2 separate regions of the Homo sapiens genome follow, and region 1 is linked to region 2. A link is an interaction called in ENCODE POLR2A ChIA-PET data of the cell type or tissue named here. Cell type or tissue: PC-3. All regions are shown on one strand. Each heading gives the region's core, and the rest is flanking DNA. Links, peaks and the distances in the headings are about the cores only.

The links. ChIA-PET counts read pairs that join two places held together with the same protein. Peaks named below come from ENCODE experiments on the same cell type or tissue, not always from the same donor. Only the 100,000 strongest peaks of a DNase experiment are listed, where the experiment ranks them.
Region 1: POLR2A ChIA-PET joins it to region 2 with 15 read pairs; 10 of 35 experiments call an interaction of 5 or more read pairs at or near these places.

The regions. Positions count from the first base shown.
Region 1 is chr17:38,872,030-38,887,740 of GRCh38, reverse strand. It overlaps LASP1 (LIM and SH3 protein 1), which reads right to left. Exons shown (of 7, transcript NM_006148.4): 2 at 9,561-9,655. Among named protein-coding and RNA genes, the nearest start is that of LASP1, 9.8 kb to the right of the region's middle. RefSeq lists silencers at 3,426-3,475, 9,907-9,986 and enhancers at 5,483-6,065, 7,233-7,815. In PC-3, for the core only: no CTCF peak of the experiment used is centred there; a DNase peak (open chromatin) is centred at 7,640; H3K4me3 peaks cover 1,228 bases; H3K27ac peaks cover 1,252 bases.
Region 2 is chr17:39,201,589-39,211,609 of GRCh38, reverse strand. RPL19 (ribosomal protein L19) reads right to left here. Exons shown (of 6, transcript NM_000981.4): 3 at 9,171-9,293; 4 at 8,501-8,621; 5 at 7,423-7,533; 6 at 6,878-7,085. The coding sequence ends at 6,962. It overlaps STAC2 (SH3 and cysteine rich domain 2), which reads left to right. Exons shown (of 11, transcript NM_198993.5): 11 at 1-1,069. Among named protein-coding and RNA genes, the nearest start is that of RPL19, 6.3 kb to the right of the region's middle. RefSeq lists enhancers at 1,038-1,704, 1,705-2,371, 2,250-2,379, 2,400-2,489, 4,159-4,418 and silencers at 1,669-1,778, 7,208-7,408. In PC-3, for the core only: a CTCF peak has its summit at 4,463 (motif pointing left); no DNase peak of the experiment used is centred there.

The DNA.
Region 1 (15,711 bases), core at 3,356-11,355, 330 kb after region 2:
GGCCCTGCCACTGACTTACTGGGTGACCTTGGCAAATCCTTTTTCCCTTGGGCCAGTTTCACTGTCCCGGATCCAGATGATCCTAGCGGTGCCCGTCCCCCAGCCCTCACCTGGGTCCTGGCCACCCAGGTCAGCCCAGACTCGCAGTTCCTCCAGCAGAGGAAGGGAAGATGAGGAAAGGCAAACACAGGTGTCCGCAGCTGGCAACAGACGTGGCCTGTGATGAATACGTGGCCAAGTCTGGGGTCGTCCCCGTGCAGCCAGGGCCACCCACAGCTGAGGAGCTCCCTTCAAAGTTCCTGTACAATTCCAGGCCAAGGGATGATCAACCACGAGTCTGTTCCTAGAGACCAGAAAGGGAAGATCTCTAGCAGGGCTGGCAGGCCCTGAGGCCCTAAGAGGGAGCGCTTCAGAGACGAGACGACCCTCCTCCCAACATCAGAGCCATTCTGCAGACTGTATGGGCAGGGGCTGTGGTGAGGCAAGCACATGGAAGTAGAGGCACATGTGGCAAAAGCAGGGTGGGGGAGAGGAGACCTCCGGGCAGCTCTGGCCCAGCACTCGAAGACTCAATTCTGAGAAGATGAGGCTGGTTAGCATTTGATGGGGAGGGCTAGAGGCAAGCAGGGCAAACACATCCTCCAGACCCGGTCTGCAAAACCCTGGGGTTTCTCATTGGCCAGAATGCACAGGGTTAAAACAGGCCAGGCTGGGTGCAGTGGCTCACGCCTGTAATCCCAGCAGTTTGGGAGGCCAAGGAGGGCAGATTTCTTGAGCCAGGAGTTTGAGACCAGCCTGAGCTACAGAGCGAGAGCCTGTTTTTATTAAATAAATAAATAAAACAGAGGCCAGCTCCAGTGCCCAAAGACCGCCAGACAGGTGCACCTGACGTGCCCCACCCATTCCACAGTCTGAAGTTCCTACACACACTGCACTGTGCCTCACACACGATGAATATATAGATGTGCCCTCTGCACCGATGGGCGCCTCCAAGACACCCAGGCAGCAGCTGCATTGAGGCCATGTCCACACACCCCCTGCACCCCACACTGTGTCCCTCTGCTCACCCTACACCCACCAGACGGTCTCGGGAGCCCCTCCAACATGCAGCAGGCACCTTGGGTGGGGTTGGCAGGTACTTCATCCTCTTCAGAAGCACCCTTCCCCCTAGTCTCAGCCCCCGACAGCTGGAGTGCTAATCCCATCAGAAGGGAAGTGGGGGTGAGCCAGCCCAGATGTGAGCTCAGCTTAATTTGGCAGGAGTGAGGGAGGATTTTAATCCTGCATCAGATTAACTAGATTAAAGAGGCACTCCAGAGCCTCCAAGCTCCTTCCCCTGCCCACTAAGCCCAACCCCAGGCAGAGGAAGGCAGGCAGACAGCTTGGGCTATATTCCTCTTGCTGGGTCAACCCTGTCCCCTCCCCACAGCCCACAGTCCCCAGTCCCCAGCCCCCAGCCCTGGCGAGACGACTCTGCCTTTCCCTCTCCCGGCTCACTACGCTTCAGGTTTCCATGGCAACCTCATCTTCAGCTCCAGGCAGGAGAGCAGCAACAGTGAGAGAGAGAGTGAGGAGAGAGCGAGAGCGAGACAGAGAGAGAGAGAGAGAGAGTGAGAGTGAGAGAGCGAGTGAGAGAGAATGAGTGAGAGAGAGAGAGAGGTCTACGGGGGTTGAGGAAGAGGCACAGACAGCAAGGGGGTCCTCAACTAAGGAGAAGCCCATGAGGGCAAAGTCAGGAGACTGTGTCTATAGGATCTTTCTGGATAATTTAGGTGAGGAGGACAAGTGTCACGGGTTTGTTTCTAGAAGCAAAGGCATGAGAACATCAGTGCTGCACCCCTCCCCCCACCAGCATGCCGGGCTTCAAAGAAAGCTCCAACTGATTTGACCTCCCTCCAGAAACAATTTTTGGGAATTCTACCTTTTCCCTTCCTGCCCATCCCATCCATTACCCCTAGATCCCAGCAGGGATGGCTGGAAATGTGTGCATGCCAACATGGGTGCTAAGACAGACCAGGGGCCACCCGTCCCAGCTGGTGACTCCGCTGGAACCCAACCCCATGACAGACTGGGCCATGGCGAGGAATGAGGGACAGGTGATCAGCTGGGTGCAGGGCAGAGTCCAGAGCACAGCTGTCCTTTGTCCCATAGGCCAGCCTGTACTGGCCCCTTGTTAATCATTCCAAGTGGGTGGTGGGCTCTCTGCAGGTGCCCCACCCACCCTTCCTCCCTGCTATCAGCTGCTCTGGGGAGTTTGCAGGGAGAGGCATGTAGGACAGGAAGAAGCGGGGCAGGAACAGGGACTGGACAGGGATAGGGCAGGGCAAACAGGCAGCTATTGGCAGCAGCCTCGGGCTTCAGGACAATTTACAGAGACACAAAGCAACATCTTGGCACACTGAGTCCTGTGCACATTCTCTCTCAAAACCCACCACACAGCTTTAGGCTGGCATTCTCATTGTGCCGTTTTACAGATGAAGAAACTGAGGTCCAGTGTCAAGGACAGAGACCTTGCCCAAGGCATTCTCCTCTACACCACAGCTGCCCAGACAGCGAAGGGGAGGCCAGATGGACCCCAGCCACCTCCAGCACTCAGTTCTGGGGAAAGATGTGCTTGGCAGGTTGGGTGCAAAACAAAGCACTTCATCCTTCAAACCCAACTCGTTTCCAAGCTCGGCCATTATGAGAGATATTCTGGGGCCTCTCAGCCACACCTGCTTAGGAGCTGCCTATCCCTCTGAACTTTTCAAAGGTATATGATACAGGTCGGGCACGAAATGCCAGCACTTTGGGAGGCCGAAGCGGGCGGATCATCTGAGGTCAGGAGTTCAAGACCAGTCTGGCCAACGTGGCAAAACCCTGTCTCTACTAAAAATACAAAAATTAGCCGGGCGTGGTGACACACGCCTGTAGTCCCAGCTACCCAGGAGGCTGAGGCAGGAAAATCCCTTGAACCCGGGAAGCGGAGGTTGTAGTGAGCCGAGATCACACCTCTGCACTTCCACCTGGGAGACAGAGAGAGACCCCATCTCAAAAAAAAAAAAAAAAAAAAAGCCGGACGTGGTGGCTCACGCTGTAATCCTAGCACTTTAGGAGGCTGAGGTGGGCGGATCACTTGAGGTCAGGAGTTTGACACCAGCCTGGACAACATGGTGAAACACCGTCTCTACTAAAAATACAAAAAAATTAGCCAGGCATGGTAGCGGCCTCCTGTAATCCCCGCTACTTGGGAGGCTGAGGCGGGAGAACCGCTTGAACCCAGGAGGCAGAGGTTGCAGTGAGCCAAGATTGCGCCATTGCACTCCAGCCTGGGCAACAAGAGCGAAACTCTGTCTCAAAAAATAAAAATTAAAAAAAAAAAAAAAAAAGGATATGATACTGAAGAGGCCCTGTGTCCCAGGAGAGGGGTTATCTGTGAGGACCTCTGGGTGGCCTTCCTGCTTGGTGGGACTACAGGGGCAAGGTTTCCGGGCTCACAGGTGACAGGGACAGCTTGTCAGCCACCAGCCTCACTCTCCAGTCCTGCCATCAGCCACACTCCAGGGTCAGAAGAACAGGATAGCGAACCCGAAAGCCCAGCGCCCTTTCTACACAGAGCCTCGCCCGTTCCAGGCTTGGATCTCTTCAAAAACCACAGCTTTGTGTTCAAGGAGGAACAAAAAGACATCAACAAAAGCAACAAGGAGCTTTTGGTTTTACCAAAAGGAAAAAAAAAAAACAGCCCCCACATCCTGCCTCTAGAAAGAGCTGCGGATTCCAAAAGCCCCTACTGGGAAGGCTGCCCACAGGCGGGAAGGGAGGGCTCCCTGCTAACCCAGTTTCTCACCCGTCCATCCCCTCAGGCCTAAGGGGCTGAAGTGGTGGCGATAGGAAGCAACAAGGAGGCATTGTTCAATCAGAGGAAAAAAAAGAGCAGTCAAAAAGATCAAGGCTAGACTTGAGGAAGAACTTACCAGCCATCAGATTGCACACAAAATGAAAAGAAAAAAAAAAAAAAAAAAGCCTGCCCCTGTCGGTAATATAGAAGAGAAACAATTCTGCAAGTTGAGTAAGGCATGGAAACGCGGGCCTGTTTCCTCATCTGTAAAACGTAGGTGTTAGGAAGCAAAGTGATCCCTCAGGCTCCAGGAGGCCTGAAGGACAGGGATTTGGGGGTAAGTGAGGTGGGAGGGCTACCTGGAGGCCACATTTGGCTACTTGGGCTGGCCATTTGCACTTGCCCTCCCCCACACTGTCATCCCTAGTCCCCATTTTTCCAGTTAGAGGCAGACAATTTTGGGAAGGAGGGAAAGCCCTGGGCCCCAGTGCGGGGTTTGCCTACTCCTGCTCCACCTATTTTTATTTTCATTTTTACATTTTTTAGAGACAGAGTGTCCCTCTGTTGCCAGGCTGGAGTGCTGTGGTGCAATCAGGGCTCACTACAGCCTCAACCTCCCAGACTCAAGTAATCCTCCTGCCTCAGCCTCCCAAGTAACTGGGACCACAGGCCCACACCACCACACTCGGCTAATTTATTTCATTTTTTGTAGAGATGAGGCTGGTCTTGAACTCCTGGCCTCAAGCGATCCACCCTCCTCAGTCTCCCAAAGTGCTGGGATTACAGGCATAAACCACTGCACCCAACCCTGCCCCACCTTTTAAAAGCAGCTGGGATTAAAGACAGTTTGCTAGAATCCAGAGACACTTAAGCACCCAGCCTTGTCTGACACAGACCACACCCTACTCCCATCTGATGCCTAAGGGAAGGGGCAGAAACATAGTTCCTGGCTCCCCAGAATCAGGGACATCTTTACCCTCCTCAGTCCTTACCCCACAGCTCAAGGAAACTGGAGAATGAACCCCAAATATGTGCAGTCAGAGAAGAGGGGAAAGGTGCAACCAAGTCCCCCAATTTTCCTTCCCCAGCCCATGCCCACCTCCCACTTGACACCTCACAAGCTGGTTTCCCTGGCTGGCAACCCTGCCTCCTGTCAGTAGGGCCCTAAAGAGGAGGGAACAGGCAGTACTCTAGACTATCTGCAGGGAGACAACGATGCAGGTTTATGCTAAGCCTGGGCGTGTGGACTGATCTGCCCCACTTTTGGAAAATCCAGTTTACAAAACAAGTAATGGAGGGCATAAATATCTCTCTTAAATATCTCTCTCACCAAGAGCAGGCTCACTCCACCCACCCAGAAGCTTCAAGAAAGAATTCGGGCCGGGCAGTGGCTCATGCCTATAATCCCAGCACTTTGGGAGGCCGAGGCGAGTGGATCACCTGAGGTCAAGAGTTCCAGATCAGCCTGGCCAACATGGAAAAACCCCATCTCTACTAAAAATACAAAAATTAGCCGGGCATGGTGGCAGGTGCCTGTAATCCCAGCTACTTGGGAGGCTGAGGCAGGAGAATCGCTTGAACCTGGGAGGCAGAGGTTGTAGTGAGCGGAGATCGCACCACTGCACTCCAGCCTGAGCGACAGAGACTCCGTCTCAAAAAAAACAAACAAAAAGAATTCTATTAGCAGTTCTTCCTCCACCACTGGCTATTGTGCAGAAGCCGGGAGTGCACCCTCAACCTTGCCACAGCATTGGCTGCATGGCTGCAGTCCTGAAGGTGGAAACACAAACACAGCCCATTCAGTCCAGCTCCCAAGTCCTCCTCCCCCGCCCCAGCACCGGCGTGGGTGTCTGCCTACACACCAGGCATGTGTGTAACTGCACGCATGTGGGGGTCCGCCACACCAGGTGGGCTGGCAGTGAGCTCTGGCCTATGTTCTCTCCCCTGCCTCTCCCCCAAACAAGTCTGATGCAAGGACAGAAACAGAAGAGGCCTTTTCACTGCCTACTTTACAGTCACTTTCTAGAGCTTAAATCTGAATCTTGAGAAACCACAGGGAAAGATAGCTTTCTTCTTTCTTGACCAGCCCCCTGCAAGATCCTAGCTCCCCTCAGAGACTAGCCAGAGACAGGCAGAACATAGAGGCCTCCCTGCACACCAAACTCACACACTCACTGGGTGGGCCCAACTCCCTGGCAAAGTGCCAGAAGAAACCACGTGCCCCTACGGGTCCTGCACTGGGCTTGGCCCAGCATGGAGCACGTGATGCTTCAGAGAAGGAAGCCAGGCCTGTGGTCCACAAAGCAAGACCAGAACAGAAATGGCAGAAAGCTGTACCCTGGTAAACCCAGGATTCAGGAACCTGAATGTCACTCAAGGATAAGACCAGAGGCAGGAAGAAAACACGAGGAGGCTGGGCTAAAGCAGGTAGATCACCTGAGGCCAAGAGTATGACAAGCCCTCCTCTCTACAAAAAACTTAAAAATTAGCATGGCGCCACATGCCTGTGGTCCCAGCTACTAGGGAGGCTGAGGCAGGAGGATCACTTAAACCCAGGAGGTGGAGGCTGCAGTGAGCCATGATCACTCCACTGCACTCCAGCCTGGGTGACTGAGCAGGACGAAGTTTTTTTGGAGACCTTGTCTCCAAAAAACCAAAGCAAAATAAAAACAAAAAAAGTAAGAAAGCAGGAGGGAATGACAGCAAACACTCGGCCTAGCGTCTGGCACATAGCAAGAGCTCAATAAATCCTCTTTGGTCTAGGGTCCAACATCCCTGGGCAGGAATTTTTTTTTATCTTTAGTTTGTTTGTTTGTTTGTTTTGAGATGGAGTCTCGCTCTGTCGCTCAGACTGAAGTGCAGAGGCAATCTTGGCTCACTGCAGCCCTGGCCTCCCAGGTTCAAGCAATTCTCCTGCCTCAGCCTCCTGAGTAGCTGGGATTATAGGTGCCCACCACCACATCTGGCTAATGTTTGTATTTTTAGTAGAGACGAGTTTCACCATGTTGGCCAGGCTGATAGAACTCCTGACCTTAAGTGATCCACCTGCTTCAGCCTCCCAAAGTGCTGGGATTACAGGCGTGAGCCACTATGCCAGGCCTCCTGGGCAGGAATTTTTAACCATGGGGAAACCAAGGCTCAGACACGTCCAGAGAGCACTCCTTGCAAGCGGGCGCCACACCTGGTTCATCCCAGAATCCCCACGGGTAACTTCTTGGCCCAGTGGATGCAGGGGAGGGAGAATGACTGCCTTGGGCGAGGAGGTGCTACTACAGCTAAAGTGAAACACAGCTGGGTCACAAAGCCCCCAGGTCTCTCTCACTAGGCTCCTTCCCAGGAAACATCCCAACTGGGCCAAAGGTCAATGAGGCATGGCAGAGGCTAGGGCTACAAAAGCTGGAGGAAACATGGAGAGGCCAACCTGCTTCTTTTGGCTGGAGGCCAGGAGGGAGACAGGGGAACCTCTGCCTCTGCAAGTTGGAAGCATCACCCAGAGAAGAAACCTTGATCTGCCTCTTCTGGCTCCCCCAGTCCCTGCAGGAGCCCTCCACCCAACCTTGTGGCAGCTTCCCAAGAAGACAGTAAAAACAGTAAGCTGGAACTTTGGATGAGGCTGATAAAACGCAGAGAAAACAAGGACAAGCCTCTGATTTTTCTCCAGCTCCCAGTGCTCACTGAATTCTAGGCTGCTTGAGTCACTGGGCTCCAAGGCTCGGTCAGACTTCTGCGTGCTGGGGCGGAGGCTCAGAATCTAGCCTGAGGTGGTCCAGCAACGGAGGGGTTAACTGCCCTGGCTTCTCTGAACCCCACCCCACTACCCAATGGAGGGAGGAAGTGGCAGAGAACCAGGGCTTGTGTGAGCCCTTAAGAATTCGAAGAATGTCCCATTTCCCTTGTGGGGGTGGGAGGGGTTGGTAGGGGGAAGAGGAACAGTAGAAATTAATAGAAGAGAAGGGGCAGCTGAAGGAGGGGCCAGGACAGAGCTGCAACCCTTCCTTTACCCAGATAACCTGCCCAGTGCCCTCCTTCTTCCAGAAGGGACAACTTCATGTTGCTTCTTGGGCTTGAGATTTTTATCAGGAATCTGTTTTCCCAGCACCTGGTGCAGGTTAGTATGTATTATAGCAGCAGGCAGGCAATAAATGTCTGCTGAATGAGCGAGCCCCTAAAAAGATGAAAGAGTGGTCTTAGCCAGGGAACGGGAGGGGGTAAGGAAGCAAGGAAGGTTTGGGGTAAGGTTAGGGGTAAGGCTGGAGGTTTAAGCCCCCTTTTTAGACAAGTCCCAAATTTTTTTTTCCCTGGGTGAACTTCAGCTGCAAAGAGCCTCCTGACTGAGAATTAAGAGAAAAAAAAAAAAAACTGGACTCAAGTCAGATCCTAAATTCATGTGAACACTGAAATTACCATTACTTGAGTTGGTTGAAGTTAAAAAAAAAAAAGTTAAAATTAAAAAAAAAATCGAATTAAGGCTGGGCGAGGTGGCTTATACCTGTAATCCCAGCACTTTGGGAGGCTGAGGCGGTGCATCACTTGAGGTCAGGAGTTCGAGACCAGCCTGGCCAACACGGTGAAACCCCGGTCTCTACTAAAAAATACAAAAATTAGCTGGGCATGGTAGCATGCATCTGTAATCCCAGCTACTCAGGAGGCTTAGGTACAAGAATCGCTTGAATCCAAGAGGCGGAGGTTGCAGTGAGCCAAGATCGCGCCACTGCACTCCAACCTGGGTGATGAGTCCTCTGACTCAAAAAAAAAAAAAAAAGCAAATTAAAAGAAAAAGAAATTATCATTACATCATTACTTATAAGTGACTTGACCTTCCAAAGCCTCCACCTCGCAGGTGGAGGCGGCTGTGAGGCCCCAACACTGAGTTTGTACTTGCTACTCACAAGGTCAATTGGAAGATGGAAAATTGCTGTACTTTCTGGGATTGCATGGGATGGGATGGGATGGGATGGGAGGGGAGGTATTCCTCCAGGCTCTGGGATGGGGGACCCCACCTCTATACTCCCTCCCTACCGTCAGCTGCTGCAGGTCCCAGTGCAGAAGGAACAGAGCTGCACTATACTCAAGATGACTATACTCAAAAGAAACAGTCTCCACAGCCTCCCTCACCAGGCAGGGAAGAGATCTATCTGGCCCAGGCAACACCCTTTATGCACCCCTGCCCATTCTCAAAAAATGAACACCAAAAGGGCTGGCATGAGGCTTCCAGAGAGTTTTCTTGAAGGAACCACTGGAGGAAGGAGCCCCCAAAGCCTAGAAGTACCCAGGTGAGAGAAGGAAACTGTCGATTTTGAGGAGAGAAATAAGGGAAGGTAAACAGAACAAAGTCCTCAACCCCAAATACAACAGACACGTCACTCATTCTTGAAAGACCACGAGGAAAGCCCCCTCTTTTGTAGCAGGGGACAGTGGAAAGAAACGTGCTCGCCTTACTGCCCGAAATTGGGTTAGAGCCTGTCTTGCCCTAGCCATCCCACCTTGAGAGTCTCTTCCCTTCCCTAAGCCCCAGTTTCCTCATCTGTACTTTAAATGCACTTTAAATGGGGGATAAAAGCACTTTAAATGGGGATAAAAAGTGCTTGCTTCATTCAGCTGTTGTGAGGACAAACTGTGATGTTCAAGTAGGGGATGGAAGTGTTCGCCAATGTCACCTTGCGGTTATTGGAAGGAAAGGAAGAACTCACTCGGGGAGGGAGCCAAGGTGCCCACCCAGCCCCCTGCCCAGAACAGGACTCACGCGTTGCAGTAGGGCTTCTTCTCGTAGCCCTTGTAGTTCTTCATGTTCAGTGTCATCTTGCAGGTCTCGCAATGGAAGCATGCTTTATGCCAGAACTGGGGATGGAGACAGGAGGACATACATCAGATACCAGGACTTCTGAAAAAGGGGCTCAGGCCCTAGGAAGGGGCACTCAGGAGCTGCTGGGACTGTCCTAGGCCCATGGCTGTGGGGAGAACATGGAATCATCCCAGGTGAGCTGGGGGCATTTCAGGTCACAGGCTTTGGCACTCCCCTCCCCTCTCTCCTTCCTCATCCTCCACCAATGGGCCATTTGAACCCAGGAGGAAGAGACAGGCAGGCATGAAGGACAGGGGGGAAGAGCCCAGTTATAGCAGTGGCAGCAGCCCCCAAGTCAGCTCCACCCTCCCCAGGGAACCCCTCCTGCCCAGAGCTGGCGAGGCCTCATTGCTTATGCAAAGCTGCGCTGGGTTGCTAGGGAGCAGCCGCTGAACATGAAGGAGCAGCTCCTCTGGTGGCACCAAGGCCTCAGAAGAGGAAGGCCCAGCCCCCACACACCCAGGCCCAGAACCCAGGTGCTCCTAGCTCCTGTACCAGGGCCCAGCACACCCACCAGCCCCACATGAGCCCCAGGTGGTGCTACAGCTCCGATACCTCCCACTTCCTGTGGGATGCCTGGCCAGAGGAGTGGGCTGGGTGTCCCAGGCTCTGTCAACACAACACATCCTTTCTACCCTTCCCTCATCCTCTCCCACCCCAGGAGGAGGGCAGGAGAGCACCCGGCAGCGGGTCTCCCACTGAGGCACTGAAGGGCTCTACTTCAAAGCCTTGAAGGTGGACACCCCTATAGTGGACATCAAAGCTCTACCCCACTAACTGTATGGCCTTGGGCGGGGCCCTGCACCTCAGAGGAGCCCACTTCCTGGTGTGTACAATGGATGTAATAACACCTGGCCCTCCTGGGATTGTCCAGGACTGAGGAGAAATCACCTTCAAAGCCCTCAGCACAGCACTTGGCACCTCTGAGCACTCAGATGTCAGGTGCTGGGCACAGCAGGTGTGAACCTTAGCCGAGGGGGTCAGGGCTCACACTGGAGATTGTGTGTGTTGGGGTGCAGAGGGGCTTCACTGTGCCAACCACAGCTCCAATCCATTCATGCGTGTGAGAATGTGGGACACGGCCGGGCACGGTGGCTCACGCCTGTAATCCCGCACTTTGGGAGGCCGAGGCGGGCGGATCATGAGGTCAAGAGATCGAGACCATCCTGGCTAACATGGTGAAACCCCATCTCTACTAAAAAGACAAAAAAATTAGCCAGGCGTGGTGGCGGGTGCCTGTAGTCCCAGCTACTTGGGAGGCTGAGGCAGGAGAATGGCGTGAACCCAGGCCACTGCACTCCAGTCTGGGTGACAGAGCAAGACTCCGTCTCAAAAAAAAAAAAGAGAATGTGGGACACAGGGCCCATCCAGGGTGGCCGACGGAGGGAAGAGAGTGATGACAGAAAGAGAACAGATCTAGCCGGGAGCGGTGGCTCACGCCTATAATCCGAGCACTTCGGGAGGCTGTGGCAGGCGGATTACTGGAGGTTGGGAGTTCAAGACCAGCCTGGCCAACATGGTGAAACCCCGTATCTACTAAAAATACAAAAAAATTAGCCGGGTGCAGTGACGGCGTGCCTGTAATCCCAGCTACTCGGGAGGCTGAGGCAGGAGAATCGCTTGAACCCAGGAGGCAGAGATTGCGGTGAGCTGAGATCATGCCACTGCACTCCAGCCTGGGGTATAGAGCGAGACTTAATCTCAAAAATAAATAAATAAATAAATAAATAAATAAATAGGCCGGGTATGGTGGCGCATGCCTGTAATTCCAGCTACTTGGGAGGCTGAGGCAAAAGAATCACTTAAACCCAGGAGGTGGAGGTTGCAGTGAGCCAAGATTGTGCCACTGCACTCCAGCCTGGGTGACAGAGCAAGACTCTGTCTCAAAAAAAAAAAAAAAAAAAAGAGAAACGATCTAACAGGCTCCACGTGGCAGCCTGGAGGGGTCTTTGTGGAACCCCTGAGAAGTATTGATGCTTAGGCAAACCCATGACAACAGGATCTAAATTCACCCCCAGAAGCCCAGGATGATGTGCTGGATCACCACCAAACAGGGGTCCACTGCCAGGACCCCAGAATAATCCAGGCCACCTGAGTGACCTGGCTGGCCTGTCCCTGCCCCATTTCCCAGTAGTCAAGGGAGACATTCCCCATTCCAAAAGAAGGAGGCCAGGAGGCAGGCCCAGGGGGACTTTTGAAGGAGCCCAGCCACAGAGCTGGTTCTTGGCCATTTGTCAAGGAATTCCCCCAAGGCGATGCTTTTCAAAATGTTGTCTCCAAACCCCCGGAGGGAGAGGTGCTTCTGAGACACTGGGAGGAGGGGATAGCAGAAAGAAGGCTGAGAATCTGGGATTCAACCTCCCTACCATGGCCCACTTCAACCAGAGACCCCCAGGGTAATTTCAGGGGGAAATCACCTTCTAATAGGGTACTGGTTCCCTATCAAGAAGACCCAAAGGAAAAACCTAATGGTGGAATATTAAACAGAATGCTAGGAGAACCACTCTTGGGGAGGACGGCCAGCCGGAAGTCTGGAAGCAAAGAAGTGGCGGGTCTAAGCTTGGCCCCCTCCCCAACCTGGGCCTATCCCAGTGACCCAGGGCCCCCAAACTCCTATGAGGCAACTTAAAGACTCCTTCTGGTGCATAACCCAATAGACAGAACCCACCGGGACACTAAGACAGACTGGTCCCTGCCCCCACAGGCCCCTGAAGTGGTGCATACCCCAACACACAGAACCCACCAGGGACACTAAGACAGGCTGGTCCCTGCCCCCACAGGCCCCTGAAGTGACAGCCCCACTCCCTCCCCGAGTAACTGGGAGGCATTGGCAGGGTGCCCCAGCCTGGTCACCACCCAGTCTGCTGGCCTCTGCCTACTTAGCTGCACAGGCCCCTGCCTAGGCCCCTGCCTGGGCCCCTGCCTCCCCCTACCCCCACAGGGGCCTGCCAGGAAAAACATTCTCCAGAATCCAGACCATGACCCACTTTCTCACACACACACACACACACACACACACACACACGAAGGGCTACACACTGTCCTAGGACCACGGACCTCCAAGGCTGCCTCCTGATTGACGTTGGGGAGACAAAGGGAGAGAGACCCCTACTCCAGATGGCCAGGCCTGCACCCGGAGCCAAGCCCCTTGGAGAAGGAGGGTGGGGTGTACTGAGCAGGCAGGGGGCACAGGGCCAACACTGGACCCAGTGGTTCCAAAGACCCCTCCAGGCTGCCACGCGGAGGAAGCAGAGCCCCTCTTCTAGGGGATGGCACCTATTTCTATCAGTAGCTCCTTCCCACCTCCCTCACAGGCCCCACACTCTCATCCAGACACCCAAGGGTGGGGCAGAGGAGGGTGGTCGCCTGTCCCCCTGCAGGGGGCTCTGAGCAGAAACATGGAAACCAGTTACTATGAAGCACAAGTGTCAAGTGGAGCTGCAGCCACTGTCTCCCAGAGTGCTGGAAGGTCAGGAGAGGAGGCCGTTCCACCCCTAATGCTTGGCACCTCCAGCAGCTTCAGGCGACTCCCCTACCCTCTCTGGAGGAAGGCCCCAAGGTTCAAGAAAACCCACCAGCTCCTTCCACTGTGTCCTTTTTGGGGTAGGAAAATTGTGGGGAGGGGAGGCAGAAAATGGCCAGTCCCTCCACAACCGCTGTGAGCCAAGCCTGGACCCTAAGATGAAAGAACTCCTGCCTTGTCTCAATGGGGTCTGGGGAAGGACACTGTCAGGGAAATATGTCCAGAGGACCCCACAGTGACCCCGTCTGCCTCTGCCCTGCCCCATGGGCTCTGTCCCAGAGCAAGAGCCCCCCTCTTTTAAAGGCCCCAGGCAAGATGATTTCAGCGAAGCATTCCTGGGCCTCAGGACTCAAGGAAACTGCACCTCGAGGCATGCACCTCTGCCCCTTCCTGCTGCCTGCAAAGTCCATGGCTTCCCTGTTCACAGAAACCAGACAGACCCTACCTCTGCTGCCTGTTAGAGGCCTCTCAGCCTGGATCCGAGGCTCCAAGGCAGGGTCATCTTGATCTTCCCTTGCCTACCTGCAACCCACTCTAAAGAAAGGTAAACAGGCTGGTAGGGGCAGAAGCCTGCAAGGATACCCCTCACTTGGGACAGCCTGTCCCTCTGTGGCTCTGGGTTGGGGGGGATGTGGCAAGCTTCGTGTCACTGTGCCTGCAGCCTGGCACCTTGGCCTCTGAACCCAGGCTACCTGGGGTGGCCATGACTCAGGGATGGATTATGAGACCATCTCTTCCCTTCCTGTTGCCCAGGGTTACAGTTTCTCCCTCCTGCAGAGGCAATGCCAGCCCCACCCTGGCCGGGGCACCAGCCTAGCTTGGTTGGCCACCTGACCCGCTGGCTTAAAGGCATAGATCTTTGCTGCACCTCCACAAATTCCGAGGAGGACAGGATTATTCCCAGTGGCCCCACGCCCCCATACAAGACCCCAGGCCCAGAGCATTCCTCCAGATAGGGTCAGGAAGGGATGGGACCTACTTTTGGCACAAATGAGATGTAAATAAAATATAAATATGTATAAATAAAAGTACTTTCTGCAAACACACTGGCAGAAGAGCTGAGCAGAAAGAACTGTGGATGTGAATTTCAGCTCTAAGAGAGGGAGATGAGCCACATGGGCTACCTGAGCCTCCATTTATGGAGTGCATCGTTTACAAGAGCGAATACACCTACTTTGTGAGGCTGCTGTGAAGACTGAGCCCAGCATATCGTGATAACTAGTAGCTATTATGAAGGGATGGTCACAAGATGATGGTGGGGTACTCTAAGCTTCAGCTAGCAAAACGGGGCACCACAGCTGTGAGGACTTCAACCCCCTCGAGTGGGGAGGGAGCGCTGAGACAAGCAGAGGCAGAGAGCCCACCCTAACAGGGGATTCCAGGGGAACTGGCAGCAGACCAATCCTCTACCTCCACCTGTTTTCAGAAACCTGGGGAAGCAAGCCAGGAAAGAGGGACGTGGCGAGGTTCTTGACAACACAGCTCCCTAGATACAAAGCAGGTGCACAAAGTAGGTGCTCAATAAATATTTGTTGAATGAGCAAATGAGGTCACCCTGTTTCTCCCCCAGCTCTAATCCCAGAAGTCCTCTGGAGAAGCAAATCTCGACCTCCTTCCTCAAACACTGTCATCAGCAATACATATTTATCCAGCTTGCAAAGCATGCTGGGTACTGCAGGTTGGGGGCAGGGTGGCCTTCAGAGGTGACAAGGTTTTTACCCACCTATGCCTTTGGGAGATAAGGCTCAGGGAGGAGAAAAGGCTGAAACCAAGGACACACCCTGTGCTTTGGGCCACGTAGTGGGCTGAGTACCATGGGGGATTGTAGAGAAACGGGTGAGTCTAATTTGACTCTTTTGCTGTAAATGGGAGGCCTTGGGAAGTTGGTTAGCAACTATGGGACTGAAGCTGCCTATGGGACTGAAGGTTTCCCCTCCTCCCTGGTCACAGCCCAGCATCCTCCAGGCACTGGCTCCCCATTCCTGGTCCTATCCTTACTGCCTGGAGCAGGTGGAGAGGAATAGGTCTGATACCTGGATATTTCAGGTCTCCTGCTCAGTACAGGGGGCGAGGTCTCTCCAGGGCCACTTCCTATAGGGAGAGTTCTAAAAAGAGGAAGGAATCACCAACTCCCACTTCCCTGGGCAACCCCCACTTGAACGTCCTCTTCCAGCTAGGGTAAGAGAACTGGGGAGGGCACCCTGCCCATCCCTGCTCCCCTCCCCTCGGGTACACGGCACTGAAGGTCTTTCCAAGGGGAGTGGTGTGGAGCTGAACAGAGCATCCCAGAGAGGTAGGGAGGGCATAGTCTATACAGCACCCTCTTTAGCACTCAGGGACTTTAGTGCACTGCCCCACCTTTAAGGAAATGACATCATCATACCCATCTGACAGATGGTGAATACTGAGGCCTAGAGACATTCATAAAACTGGTGGGAGCAGACCTGGAACAAGGACCCAGTTTCCCAACTCCTGGAGTGGCAATCCTGCCTTCATGTTTTGCTTTTTCCTTATACGGGTCAAGTGCCC
Region 2 (10,021 bases), core at 1-8,000:
GTTCAAGTAGAAAACCCAAGAGCTGGCCAGGTGTGGTGGCTCATGCCTGTAATCCCAGCACTTTGGGAGGCTGAGGTGGGCAGATCACCTGAGGTCAGGAGTTCAAGACCAGCCTGGCCAACATGGTGAAACCCCGTCTCTACTAAAAGTACGAAACTTAGCCAGGCATGATGGGGGTCTGCCTGTAATGCCAGCTACTCCAGAGGCTGAGGCAAGAGAATCACTTGAACCCGGGAGGCGGAGGTTTCAGTGAGCCGAGATTGCACCATTGCACCCCAGCCTGGGCAACAGAGCGAGACTCCGTCTCAAAAAAAAAAAAAGAAAGAAAGAAAAGGAAACCCAAGAGCTGCCTGGACACACGGAAACCCAACTGAGAACAAAATCCTGGCCCGTGCTTGGTCAAAGCAAACCCATTTCACTGTCAGGACCCCCGGTCACACAGGAACCACCCGCCAGGGGAGCCTGTGACTGTCAGTTCCTGTCCCAGGCTTTGCCCGGCCGCCCCAGGAACCCAACCCTCTGGGCTGACCTTTCTCCTGCTTCTCTCCAGGCTCTGCAGGGGACAGGGCAGGTGCTGCAGGAGCCCCTTTGCTGGCTTTATCTGCTCCCTTGTTCTGGACACAGAGCCCTGGGAAAAAGAGGGGGTGGAAGACAGACAAGGAAGGTGGAATGTTCTGTTTTGGCCACCAGGAAATGGGGTGGGGTGGGCATACACAGAGAGGACCCCTCTCTTAATACAGCTGCTTTTCTCGGTGCCAACCTCCCTCCCCCAAGCTCAGATCCTCCTCTTATGCCCTTGATTGTGCCAGCCCATGCCACCCCCATCCTGGGCACAGTTACACCCTCCCATGCAGTGGGAGAAACACAGACCCTCGTACCCAAAGGCCCCTGCCCCACTTCTCCCCCACAAAGCGGGGTCTCAAGCCACACTGCCCTGTTTGCTGCCATGAGGCCCCCCCCCCCAGCAATATCCCAGGGGCGGGCCCAATGCCCACTGTACATGAGGCTGCATGATGGGTCTGGGGCCTTGCTGATTCCCCAGACCCCTAATTAAATGTTTCTTGTCCCAGCCCATCTGCTCTGTGTCTCTCACTGGGACAGAGGAAGGAAAGGGGCAGGGAAGTGGGGAGTGGGGTCTGGGGATGCTGAGAGGGGCAAGGCTGAGGGTGGAAGAATTCCTCCGTCTCTGAAAGGAGGGGTGCTGGGCAGGCGGCAACATGGCAGGGGTCCCAGGCCTCATCCCTTTCCTCCAGCAGCCCGAGGAGGGTGGGGTCTGGGGAGAGCCAAAAGGGGACCTGAGGAAAGTGGGAGGAGGTCTGGGGACGCTGGAGGGAAACGGCTTGGGGCTGCGGTCACTTTCCGCCTCCATGTGCACCTGAGTCGCGCAGGGGCGGACATGCTCCTGCGCGCCAGGGCCGTCGAGGCCGATCTTGCCCACCCAGAGGTGCCCTCCGAGACCGGGCGTGCCGGGGGTCTGGGAGGGCTCAGTACCCATCCGAGGTCAGCCTCGTCCCCGCAGTCCCCCAAGCCGGAGACAGAAACGCTGGCGGCGGGGACAGTCGTGGCCCGTGGGTCCCCGGGATGACTCAGTCGCCCCTGTCATCGGAGCCCAGCATGGAGGGGCCGCACCCCTCCCGCCGCCGCGCTCGCCGCCCACCGCTCTGGCAGAGCTGCCTCCTTCCCCTCCGCCTGCCCAGCCGCGTCATCGCCACGGCGAGCACGTCCTGTGCTATTTATAGGCGGAGGGGAGCGGGGCGCCAAGGAGAGGCGGGCTGCGGGGGTGCTGGGGCACTGCTGGCGCTGCCCGGATGCAGAGTGGGGGCTGCCTTTCCTGATGAGCGCCCCCTCCTCCACCGGTTCCGGTTTACAGCCCCCGCCCCCTGAGCCAGGTAGGCCAGGTGGGCCCAGACCTTGGGTCCCCTCCTTGAGCTTTCTTTGGGCTCCTTGACTTGAGGAAGGCCCTGGAGGTTGGGGGTCGAGAGAGCCGGGAAAGGAGGGTGACCCTCCCCCTCCTAGGATCCCCAGCCCTGGGAGTGGAAGAAGGGGTCACAAGACCAGTGTGAATGCTTAAAGAGAGGGAACTCATAAATAGGCACCTACTGTGCCCAGGGAACCGTGCCAGGAACTTGATGTTACTTAATCCTTTCCAGGATCCTGTGAGGCGAGTGGGGGTGTCCTCCTCTCACAGGGAAGAACTGAGGCACAGCCAGGTTAGGTGGCTTATCTAAGGTCACACAGATTACCCAGCTCAACACTGCCCTCTTTATACATGGGGAAACTGAGGCCTGGAGTGGGCTAATGACTTGTCCAGGGTCACACAGCAAAATGAGTGATCAAGCCAGTCTTGGAAACCGCGGCTTTTTCTTCTCCTTTCAGCTCTTTCCCTCCCCTGCCCTGGCTTCCTCAATGCCTTAAACTAACAAAATGGAGACAGAGACACCCTGAGACGCTGGGCCAGAGGCTCCAGGGATCAAGAGCCTGAGAGCCTTGCAGCCACGCCTTATGCACACCCAGCTGTGTGTCTGCCACCAGCCGGCAGCTGGCCTGGACGCCCATCCCCCTCCAGCCTATTTGCCGCACTGCTGAGCACAGCAGCTTTTTTGGGTGGCTGAACCCCATGCAGCATGCTCACAGCCTAGGGCCTGGGAACAGTTGGTGCCCCACTGTAGCCTTTGCCCTCCTCTGTGCCCACTCTGGGGGTGGACGGACCAGCAACACTACTGGTCTGGGGCAAAGGGTGCCTAGGAAGCTACTGGTGATCCCAAATCCCACCATTTGGCTCTGTTGTCTCTGACCCACATGTGCCCTTCATGCCCCCCTACACAGAAGCTGAGCTTCACCTGGCTTGTACTGTGTGGGATGAAGGTTCCCTGGACTTCAGGGAGATGCAGAAAGAGGAGGGAGTCTGGAGAGATGGATGCTGGAGGTGGGGAGAAGAGAGAATGAGCCCCTCGGTGCAACCCTACTCATTTTGCCAGCACTGCTTCCTTTGGCCCCTTCAACCTTCTTCACCCCCATTCTTACCCGCTGTCCACCCAATGCCTGGGCAGGTGGGGGCACCTGCTGAGGAGTGCAAGGAAGGCAGCCTCAGCCTCCCTGTGCTTTGCAGGAAGCCAGCCTAGGTTAGCCCTGCCGTAGCCTCAGAGGCAGTACTGGAAGGAGGCCAGGCCCCTCTGTACCCTCTTCTCCAGCTCACAGCCCTGCAGTAGCAGCTGTGCTCAGTGCCTCTGCTGCACCCCAATCTGAATCACACCCTCCCACGTCGGGAGACTGCAGCCTGGGAATCAGAGTCAGGCGCCAGTGTTCGTGCAGCACTGAGGTTCTGCACACCCCACTTGTGTCTGCCACCAGCCAGTAGCCAGCCTAGCCCCCCCACCCCCGGCCTGTTTGCCGCACTGCTGAGCACAGCAGAAGAGTCACTGGCTCCTCTGGGTCTCTGTTTCCTCCTCTAGAAAATCAAGCATTGGGTTTGCTCAGGGATTCTTTACGTGGTAAGGGTGTGGGTCACGAGCTCCTTGAAAGGGTGTGGAATTATATGATAGGGACACTTGTATGCTCTTGAAAGAAAAAACATTTTTTTTTACAATTTTTTTTTTTTCCCCTGAGATGGAGTCTCTCTCTGTCACCCAGGCTGGAGTGCAGTGGCTCAATCTCGGCTCACTGCAACCTTTGCCTCCTGGGTTCAAGTGATTCTCCTGCCTCAGCCTCCCGAATACCTGGAATTACAGGCGCGTGCCACCACGCCTGGCTAATTTTTGTATTTTTAGTAGAGCCAGGGTTTCACCATGTTGACCAGGCTGGTCTCTAACTCTTGACCTCAAATTATACACCCGCCTCGGCCTCCCAAAGTGCTGGGTTTACGAGCGTGAGCCACCGCGCCCAGCCAACAAATTATTTTTGATATTTTTGTTTTAGAGACAGGGACTTATTATGTTGCCCAGGCTGGCATGCAGTGTCTATTCACAGGCACCGTCATAGCTCACTGCAGCCCCAAACTCCTGGGCTCACGTAGCCCTTCCCAGTCAGCCTCCAGAATAACTGGGACTACAGGCTCACGCCAATGTGCCTGACAGGACACATCTTTTCTTTTTTCTTTTTCCATAAGTAAGGAAACAAGAGGACACATCTTTTAATCAGATTTTCTCAAGGCTACAGGACCCGGAAAAGATCCAGCAGTTACTTTAGGGGTTCTTTCTGCTTGGGGCTCCTGTGGGAGTGGATCCCTCCTAGGCACTGGCCTGGGAAGAGGTTGGAGGACCATGGTGGAAAGAGGCCAACTTCAGGCCTGGGGTGAGGTTAGGAAAGAAGTGGGGAAACCCAAGGCCTTCCAAGAGGTGGGTTCCTACAACTTCCTAACCCATCTCTTTCTCCCGCCCCCGAGAACAGACAAAAACAAAACCAAAAAAAAACTCCAGTGAGGCAGCAGCTGACACCTGCATTGACCTGTGAGCGAGTAGCACCATCTTCTGGTCCAGGGTGGAAACCAGCTTCTGCGCTGCAGGCTCTGGAATCCTGGGAGGGTCTCATATTGGGTTACCTCATTCTCCTTCCTGACATTTTTTTTTTTTTGGTTGGGGGTTGGGGGGAAGGGTCTGGCTCTGTCACCAAGGCTGGAGTGCAGTGGTGCAATCTTGGCTCACTGCAGCTTCCACCTTTCGGGTTCAGGTGATCCTACCACCTCAGCCTCCTGAGTAGCTGGGACTACAGGGGTGCACCACCATGCCCGGCTAATTTTTGTATTTTCTGTAGAGATGGGTTTTCGCCATGTTGCCCAGGCTAGTCTCAAACTCCTGGACTCAAGCAGTTCTCCCGCTCGGCCTCCAAAAGTGCTGGGATTACAGGCGTGAGCCACCACACCCAGCTTCTCCTTCCTGTCATCTCTCTACTGCATGGAGGGGTTGGGGGTGGGCAGTCTCCACTACCCCTCCTCCTCTGGGCCAGGCCTGGGAAGCAGGTGTCCCACACACCAAGCTGGGAGCTTGGCCAAGACCCTTCCCTTTCTAGGCCTCAGCTTCCCCACTTCAAAGGGCAAGAGCTAATGGGTGAAACACGCTGGCCGCTCCAGTGGCCAGGGGGATCCAGAAGCCAGTGTCCTCTCATCCCAGGCTGTGAGGCATACGATGGGGGGTCCTCTGGACATTTTCTTTTTCTTGAGATGGAGTTTCACTCTTATTGCCCAGGCTGGAGTGCAATGGCTCTCGGCTCACTGCAATCTCTGTCTCCCGGTTCAAGCGATTCTCCTGCCTCAGCCTCCCAAGTGGCTGGCATTACAGGCATGTGCCACCATGTCTAGCTTATTTTGTATTTTTAGTAAAGATGGGTTTTCTTCACGTTGGTCAGGCTGGTCTCGAACTCCCGACCTCAGATGATCTGTCCACCTCGGCCTACCAAAGTGCTGGGATTACAGGCGTGAGCCACTGTGCCCGGCTTCCTTGGGACATTTCTAAGTGTGGGCTTCCCTGCCTTCTGCTACCCACCTGCCCATCCTGCCCAGAATGGCATGAGGACGCCAGAGGCAGAGCTAGGAGTCTGCTGGCCCTGACACCATAGCCAACCTGCCATTCCCACTCAGGTCTTGCCCTTTTCCATCAGCCCATTACATGCCCTGAAAGGCACGCCAGCTCATCACTCCAACAGAAGAGTTCCTCAGAAAAGAGCTGGGGGGCCAGGCACAGAGGCGGGTGGATCACCTGAGGTCAGGCGCTCAAGACCAGCCTGACCAACATGGCGAAACCCCGTCTCTACTAAGAAATACAAAAATTAGGGGGCCGGGCGCGGTGGCTCACGCCTGTAATCCCAGCACTTTGGGAGGCCGAGGCGGGTGGATCATGAGGTCAGGAGATCGAGACCATCCTGGCTAACAAGGTGAAACCCCGTCTCTACTAAAAATACAAAAAATTAGCCGGGCGCGGTGGCGGGCGCCTGTAGTCCCAGCTACTCGGGAGGCTGAGGCAGGAGAATGGCGTGAACCCGGGAAGCGGAGCTTGCAGTGAGCCGAGATTGCGCCACTGCAGTCCGCAGTCCGGCCTGGGCAACAGAGCGAGACTCCGTCTCAAAAAAAAAAAAAAAAAAAAAAAAAAAGAAATACAAAAATTAGCCAGGCATGGTGGTGGGTGCCTGTCATCCTAACTACTCAGGAGGCTGAGGCAGGGAGAGTTGCTTGAACCCAGGAGGCAGGGGTTGCCGACTGCACTCCAGCCTGGGTGACAGGGTGATTCTGTCTCAAACTTTCAACTGTATCTCAATAAAGCTGTTTAGTGACAGCTTAGGTAGTAGCCAGTAGTCCAAGCTCAGGTCCCATTTGTAACCCCCACTTGTCAGCTGAGAAGTATAAACACCCTAAGTATTTCCTATGGCTTTTGTAAAGACTGATTCCTTAACTGATGTCACAACTACTGGTCCCAACCAACATTCTGAGACCACTTCTTAGGTGTCACTCGTGCTTCGAAGGGCAGTTCTGAGGCACAGTATTTTGGAGGCTTGCATAAAAGCCATTCCTTTTCTCCCTACATCCCACTAAAACAAGGTAAAAGACTCAGTGAGCAGGCCAAGTGTAGTGGCTCACGCCTGCAATCCCAGCATTTTGGGAGGCCGAGGCAGGTGGATCACTTGTGGTCAGGAGTTCGAGATCAACCTGGCCAACAGTGAAACCCAGTCTCTACTAAAAATACAAAAATCAGCCGGGCGTGGTGGCACGCACCTGTAATCCCAGCTACTCAGGAGGCTGAGGCAGGAGAACTGCTTGAACCTGGAGGTGGAGTTTGCGGTGAGCCAAGGCTGCGCCATCGGACTCAAGCCTGGGCGACAGGGCAAGACTCGTCTCAAAAAAAAAAAAAAAACCTCACTCAGTAACCGTAAACCTTGCAAGAAGCAGAGAGGAAGGCAGATTAAGGCTTGTTTTATTTTAATGGCTGATCTATGTAATCACAGAGGCCAGTATGTACAGACAAAGTGGGAGGTTTTATTTCTTGGTCTCTTCCTCCTTGGATAAAGTCTTGATGATCTCCTCCTTCTTGGCCTGGAGGCGCTCTTCACGGCGCTTGCGTGCTTCCTTGGTCTTAGACCTGCGGGCCTCAGCCTGGTCACTGGTCAGGGAAGAGAAAAGACGGGTCAGTTTGGGAAGAGATGAGATGCTAGGGAGACAGAAGCACATCCCCAGACCTCTCCCTTTGAGCCTAGTCAGCTTCTGGAATGAGTTGCTGGGCCCACCAAAGGCTCCTGCTTCAACTAACCTCTAGTCCCTACGAGACAGGAAGAGTGGGTGTGTACAGGACAGAGGAGTGGGTGCCTCTAAGGGAACAGCTGTATTCCTAAGACAGACTACGTGCAAGTCAAGACTTAGGCATTGGCACATTTTAAGTATCTAAGAACAACTCTCAAAGGTCTAAGAATGTTCCCCTAAGACTCTGAAAAGAAACTTACGCCAGGAGCTTCTTGCGGGCCTTGTCTGCCTTCAGCTTGTGGATGTGTTCCATGAGAATCCGCTTGTTTTTGAACACATTCCCCTTCACCTTCAGGTACAGGCTGTGATACCTGCAGGGTACACGGAGTGAAGAGATGCTGGTTGGTGATGGATCAGAGGCTGCCTTGTGAGCTGTTCCTCCACCCAAGGTCACTAAGCTTGTAGCTTCCTTTCTTTTCTCCTATTGCTGCATGAATTACTTCCTAAACCATGACTTTTTTGTGTGCAGTTCCTAGATAGAACTTGCCTGGCAAATAAACTGTTGGGCTATCCTGATGACATACAGGGAAAAAAAGAAAGACCAGAATAGAAAAACTTTCTTAGAAAGGCTCCCTACCCATGGCTGGGCGTGGTGGCTCAGGCCTGTAATCTGAGCACTTTGAGAGGCTGAGGCGGGCGGATCACTTGAGGCCAGGAGTTCGAGACCAGCCTGGCCAACGGTGAAACCACATCTCTACTAAAAATACAAAAATTAGCCAGGCGTGGTAGTACATGCCTGTAATCCCAGGTACTTGAGACGGTGAGGCAGGTGAAGTGCTTGAACCTCGAAAGCAGATTGCAGTGAACCAAGATCGTGCCACTGCATTCCATCCTGGGTGACAGAGCGAGACTCTGTCTCCAAAAAAAAAAAGCTCCCTACCCAAGGCCAGTAAGACAGATCTCTGTGGGCCACGCGTGGTGGCTCATGCCTATAACCCCAGCACTTTGGGAGGCCAAGGCGGGCGGATCACAAGGCCAGGAGATCGAGACCATCCTGGCTAACACAGTGAAACCCCGTCTCTACTAAAAATGCAAAAAATTAGCCAGGTATGGTGGCACATGCCTGTAGTCCCAGCTACTCAAGAGGCTGAGGCAGGAGAATAACTTGAACCTGGGAGGTAGAGGTTGTAGTGAGCTGAGATCGCGCCACTGCACTCCAGCCTGGGTGACAGAGCAAGACTCCATCTCAAAAAAAAAAAAAAAAAAAAAAAAATCTCTGGGAAATGAACTAGCCATCAAAGCAGCAAATGGGTACTGGGCCCAAGAGGGTGTGCTTACATGTGGCGATCGATCTTCTTAGATTCACGGTATCTTCTGAGCAGCCGGCGCAAAATCCTCATTCTCCTCATCCATGTGACCTTCTCTGGCATTCGGGCATTGGCTGTACCCTTCCGCTTACCTGTGGAGAAGATGAGTTAGGAACGGGCCACTACCCAGGCCCACTGTGTATAAGTACACCAAGTGAATATAGTTTCAAGTCAGGGTCCTTAACTCATTTAATCCTCACAACCTCATTTTAAGTAGCATTACTTCCATTTTCCAGATGATGATCCCAACTACGTAAGTTCTTTCGTTTACTCAATTTTAAAGGAAGCACAAATACAGCAATAATTCCCCATTCACTTCATGCAGAATGTGGGTGTAACAGGCAGTGCACCAAGGCAACACAGCACGTTGTAAGGAGCTTCCTTCGATCATTCTGAAACTAGAAAGTACAGAATCCTTGGCATAGTGTAGGTAGGGACTTAGTAAATGTGACCTCCTACCAGGGATACTCTCAATTCCAATACCAGCACCAACTTTCTGATTTGCACACAGGCAGAAAACACATCAAATATCAAGGAGTAAGAAACAGGCTCAAGATGAGACAGAGTGCTTAGATCCTGAATATATTTCAGCATAGATGCCAGCACCTATCATTTCTTAAGGAGAAGATGACCACACTTACCTATGCCCATGTGCCTGCCCTTCCGGCGGGCCAAGGTGTTTTTCCGGCATCGAGCCCGGGAATGGACCGTCACAGGCTTGCGGATGATCAGCCCATCTTTGATGAGCTTCCGGATCTGCTGACCTGGGAAAGCATAATGCACCTGGTCAGTCAACTGGGGCCCAAGCACATCACAGAGTCCAAATAGGCCAGGCCAGAGACACTGCTCACATTCTTGGCCCCACGGTCTCAAAAAGGATGGAAACACTGGAACTTATTTCTTGCCTTCAAAAACCCAAAAAACCTCTATCTTTTCTTTTTCCTTCACAAACAGAGGTTGTGAGAAATACCCTTTGTCTTTGAGACAGTCTCCCTATGTTGCCCAGGCCGGTCTTGAATTTCTGGGCTCATGATCCTCCTGCCTCAGCTTACCAAGTAGCTGGGATTAAAGATGCCTGCCACCATGCCTGGCCATTTCTACATTTTAAATATATGAAAGCACACTCAAAAGAACAAGCCTGATACAATGACTCCTCCATTTTATAGACACTCTGAATGAACTTTCCTAGGTTTGTAACAAGTCAACCCAGGCTAGGTGTGGTGGCTCACGTCGATAATCCCAGCACTCTGGGAGGCTGAGGTGGATGGATGACCTGAGGTCAGGAGTTTGAGACCAGCCTGACCAACATGATGAAACCCCATCTCTACTAAAGATACAAAAATTAGCTGGGTGTGGTGGCACGTGCCTTAGTCCCAGCTACTTGGGAGGCTGAGGAAGGAGAATCGCTTGAACCTGGGAGGCAGAGGTTGCGGTGAGCTGAGATCCTACCACTGCACTCCAGTCTGGGTGACAAAGTGAGACTCTGTCCCAA